Linked DNA regions of Homo sapiens: region 2 is linked to region 1. A link is a loop called in an ENCODE intact Hi-C map of the cell type or tissue named here. Cell type or tissue: heart right ventricle. All regions are shown on one strand. Region 1 overlaps RHBDL3 (rhomboid like 3). Region 2 overlaps RHOT1 (ras homolog family member T1).

Region 1 (2,500 bases):
TTTGAACCTGGAGATGGACATTTGACCTTCAGCAAGGAAATGGTTCTCCTCTTAGCATTCGTGGTGGGTGCTGTTATGTGCTTCCTTCTCCCTCTTTGCCCCATGTTGGAGGATAGTTGAGTGCTATAGTCCTGGGGTGAGAATGATTGTGCCATGAAGTTTGTGCAACTTTAAGAAATTGGTGTGAGTGGGCCAGAGGGAATGTGTTGGGTAGGAGAAGGAGATAAAGCTGAAAAATTAGCTTGAACCAGGACTTCGTTGTAGGCAGGGGAAGCCTTAGAAAGTTTTTTAGCAGGGTTGTTATGTGATCCAAGCCAGGCTTGGGAAAGCTCCAGTGTCTTAGGGGATAAGGAGTGAATGGGCTACGGGGATGAGGGAAGCTAGGCAGGAGCTGCAGCACTGAACAGAGGCAAGAAGGTGACAGTGAGGATGGACGGGAAGAGGGACATGGTGATGGAAGAATTGGAAGATCTTAATAGACCGTAGGTGAGGGGAACCACATATCTAACTTTGAGATTCTGAACCTAGGAGGGAAAGAAGTTGGAGTGGGGCCAGGTGTGGTGACTCACGCTTGTAATCCCAACACTTTGGGAGGCTAAGGCGGGAGGATCACTTGAACCCAGTAGTTCAAGACCAGCCTCGCCAACAAAGTGAGACCTCATCTCTACAAAAAATTAAAAAATCAGCCAGGCATGGTAGCACACTCCTGTGGTTCCAGCTACATGAGAGACTGAGGCAGGAGGATTGCCTGAGCCCAGGAAGTTGAGGCTGCAGTGAGCCACGATCGTGCTACTGCACTCCAACCTGAGTGACAGAGTGGGACCCTGTCTCAAAACAAAAACAAAAAACAAGTTGGAGTGAGGAGAGACGTTTGGCAAAAATGACAACTTTGGTTTGAGACAAGTTCAGTTAGAGGAGCCAGCCGGTTGCAGATGCCGGAGTGGGCGTGATGACACGGAATTGCAGCGCGAAAGGCCTGGGGTGAGGATTTGGGGTGATCATCCACATTAACCACGAGGTCTGGCTGTGGTTTGAAGTTCAAAGCATGCACTGGCTCCTGTCCTGACGGGTAGAGCATCTCTCCCTCTGGCTCCTAAGAGTACAGCAGCTGCTGGCCTGATGCCCCAAGGCAGGAGGGAGCCCGCTGCGCCACTGCCACCACTACCACCAAGCTGCCAGCCCTTCACACCTCCTGCCAGATTTAGAATCAGAACCTAGAACAAAGTGTATCATTCTTTTTTTTTCTCTGTCTGTGTCTATCTTTTTCATTTGATTAATTTCCTTTGCCAGTCCCTGTGTGTATGTGTACATTTTAAAACAAACCATTTGGGTGAAAGGAAGAGAGCTTTTAGTAGGAAGATTTTGGAACTCAAGGGAGCAGAAAGAATGTGTAGCACCTAATAGTAGCTAGTGGTCTATTAAATCGAATTTTTCCAACTGAAGGTAGGTCCTGGGTCCTGGGTGTCACAAAGAGCATACCCCTGCTTCTGGGAGGCCTGCCCAGAATTAATTCTAGGAAAGAAATTAGGCCAGGCACAGTGGCTAACGCCGGTAATCCCAGCATTTTGGGAGGCTGAGACAGGAGGATGGCCTCCCAAAAAGTGAGACCCTTTCTCAAAAAAAAAAAAAAAAAAAAAAAAAGAAGCAAGCAACCCTGATAGATCAAACTGCAGTCATGGATGGGACATGACACCTCTCAGAGTCCCTGTAAGCACAAGTGACTCTGGAGTTCGCCTTCCAGAGATCAATGGCATGGGTGGCTAGAACCAGTCAAGTATCTCCTCCCTCCCTTCTTGGGTCAAGCAGACACCAGTGGTAGCCCAATTTCAAACTGGGATCTGCTAGGGTCTGTTTTCCAGGTGTTAGGGATGGATTAGACCAGTCCCTCCATAATGTCTGGTTCTTCAGCATGTGGAGTAGCCTTGATCTAGCATGACGCCAACTGGACCCCAAGGGCTAGAAGCCATGGTGTTGGTCTTGTTGGTCCTATATGGTCACCGTCGAACTAAATGGCCAGGATACCTTTTGTGGGGACTGGAGGTGATGAAAGCAGGTGACCCCAGTCCCATGGAAGCTTCTGCATCCCCCTCCCTGGCATTGTGGCATCTGGCCCACTCAAGCAGGAGTGTTAGCAGGGCCAATCCATGCCACGCACCCTCACTCCCCCGATTCTTCCCCATGGGTCCCAGAAGTTGCAGCAGGTGGGAGACCTGAGGGTCATCAGTTCAACTCGGTATGTTCCATGTGTTCATGTCCTGTTCAAACTTCTTCTTGAGGGAATCGTCTTTTCATATTTTGGAGATCTTGATGGTTTTCCTAAATATTTAAGTAGATTTAAAATTTACCATAAATATTAGTCTGTTGTTATAGTATAATATCGTAGTAAAGATGTTTTATTTTTCTGACTGGGTGCTCACACCTGTAATCCCAACACTTTGGGAAGCCAAGGTGGGCAGATCGCTTGAGCCCAGGAGTTAAAGACCAGCCTGGGCAACATAGC
Region 2 (2,500 bases), 55 kb before region 1:
GCATAGTAAATTATACAATGGCCCTCAAAGAGAAATCAGTACGTTTCGGTCATATCTATTTATAAACTGGTAGTAATTTAATGGTGATGTCAGCACACATCCTGACATCTGGTAATCAAGAATGGAAAGAATGAAAACGACAAGTAGAGGAACCAGTATACTTTTCAAACACTCCTTCCTTATCCCCGTTAGTATTTCAATCATTTATTTAAGAGAAGTACAGTGGAATTTTAGGGGCTGCGTATTGGAGTTTCTTCTAGTTTATGAAAGGTAAGTAAGATAGGTAGGTGGGGGCCAAAAACTCAGTGCCCACAGGTCCCGGATGGATACTGTAAAAGAATGAAGGTGGCCAAGTATAAGAAACAAGGAGAGGTGGGGACTGTGACAGGCACTGTCTAAAAGAGGCAGCCACCACTCAGCTCTGGCCGTTTGTTGTTGTACAGGTCTGGTGTTGCCAGGTTTTCTGGTTTTACAAGAGACTGGAAATCAAGGCTTTGGTGTGAAATTTCCAGATTGTTAGAGATTAGCAATTAATTAACAAATTTTTAAGTACTAATCAGAACAAAGCATGTTTATAGTCCACCAGCTTGCAACCTCAGTCTTAAGGTATGGCCTAGTCATGAAAATAGAGGCCAAGGAAAAGGACACATAGAATGAAAATGTCTCTGGTCCCATCACCACCACCACCACTTTACTCCTTTCCCATGAAAAATTTGAAAAAGTTATTGGGTGGTGGGATGAGAATGGAACCACCTTTCCCTGTTACTTCTCAGGTTTTGGCAGCTGTTACTGGTTGGTCACTATTGGTTTCCTGTGTTAGACATATCCTAATGTTAGGCACAAAAAAGATTGATTGACTAAGTAAAAGTCATTTAAAATTTTTTCACTGTATTTTATTCATAGGGAGGGTTCTCACCTAACACTAGGTCCTAAGTCTTTGTTTTTAGATATCAGAACTACCATGCTTAGTGTTTGATTTAGAATTGTGAAAGAGCAGTTCTAAAAGGCTTGTCTTTTTTTTTTTTTTTTTTTTTTTTTTTTTTGAGATGGAGTCTCACCCTGCCACCCAGGCGGGAGTGCAGTGGCATGATCTCGGCTCACTGCAACCTCCACCTCCCAGGTTCAAGTGATTCTCGTGCCTCAGCCTCCGGAGTAGCTGGGACCACAGGCATGTGCCACTTTGCCCGGCTAATTTTTGTATTTTTAGTTTCGCCATGTCTCAAACTGGTCTCGAACTCCTGACTTCAGGTGGTCTGCCAGCCTCAGCCTCCCAAAGTGCTGGGATTACAGCTGTGAGCCACCGCACCCAGCTGTCATTTTTATTTAAGTAAAAAGTTTCATTGAATGTCTACAAAGAATTAAATTAGTAGACAAGTATTGGTCTCAAATCAGCACATTGTTTTAGTGTGCTTGTAAAAATTTTGGTCACTGAAATAGAAATTACTACCAGATATGATACATGTTTGAGACCACATTCTCTTATTACCCCACTGTCCCCTAACCCCACCTTGATGTGATTTATTCATTCAGAGTACTTAATTTAAGTACCTGCTTTAAATAGGAACCTGCTGTGAACTGGGGCAAAATTTGAAAATGAAGAATATATGGAACCTGCCTTTAAGCATCTTTCTAAATATTATTTCTCTAAGAAAAACATTTTTTAACTTTGGTTATATTTTCAGTGATGTTAGTCCTTCATGCTAAAAAGGAAAGTGCTATATAACCTGATAATGAATTTAGGCAGTTTCAAGAGGTTAATTTCTGCAAGTGTTTTTCCTTTTATGAGAAAAAAATTGTCTTTTTTCCTGAACTTATTTACTAACACGATATATTTTAAGTATAGAAAGAATGAATTAAAAATTTTTATTTCCAATTTAATTGAACGTATATTAACTTTGATGTGTGAGAGTAGTGTTAAACATACATCTATCTCACATGTAATCTTTCTCTTGGTAATTATGAGCTCACTCAGATCTGGATAGGTTTATGTTTTACTTTAGACTAATTTATGAATAACTGGAATTATTTGAATTTGAATACATGTGGAGGATGAGTAACATGTGGTCAGATGATTTTAATCTTTGGGACTGCTTTCATTTCAAGTGGTATAAATTACGTTACTGGAGAAAAAGACCTTTTGAATATATTTTAAATTTTAAATATCTTTTAAATTTGAAAATGATTATATATAGATGAGCTTGATTGTTGGTTTGAACTACCCAGGATTTTTATTTATTAAGTATTTATTACTCTGACTTGAGAACACTCCTGCTTTGCATGAGAATGTTACTAGATTGTAGTGTATCGTGAACTTTAATTTGTCCTTTTTTAGGTGTTTGTTTTCATTTGTTTGTTTGTGTAACTTAGTCATTTTTTGATACTCTCAATCTCCTTCCCAGCTAGGTTTTTGTGTATAATCTCACCACTTCTAACCTGTTATTTAATCAAATATTGCTTATTTTACAGTTTATTCTTTGGGCGTGATTTCCTTTGTGCATAT

The links. Peaks named below come from ENCODE experiments on the same cell type or tissue, not always from the same donor. Only the 100,000 strongest peaks of a DNase experiment are listed, where the experiment ranks them.
Region 2: it touches region 1 in a loop (4-fold over the local background); 3 of 110 quality-filtered maps call a loop at or near these places.

Annotation. Positions count from the first base shown.
Region 1 is chr17:32,268,517-32,271,016 of GRCh38, forward strand. The region is part of intron 2 of RHBDL3 (rhomboid like 3); the gene reads left to right. Among named protein-coding and RNA genes, the nearest start is that of RHBDL3, 3.9 kb to the left of the region's middle. In heart right ventricle, no CTCF peak of the experiment used is centred here; a DNase peak (open chromatin) is centred at 1,124; H3K27me3 peaks cover 1,585 bases.
Region 2 is chr17:32,213,882-32,216,381 of GRCh38, forward strand. The region is part of intron 19 of RHOT1 (ras homolog family member T1); the gene reads left to right. Among named protein-coding and RNA genes, the nearest start is that of RHBDL3, 51 kb to the right of the region's middle. In heart right ventricle, no CTCF peak of the experiment used is centred here; no DNase peak of the experiment used is centred here.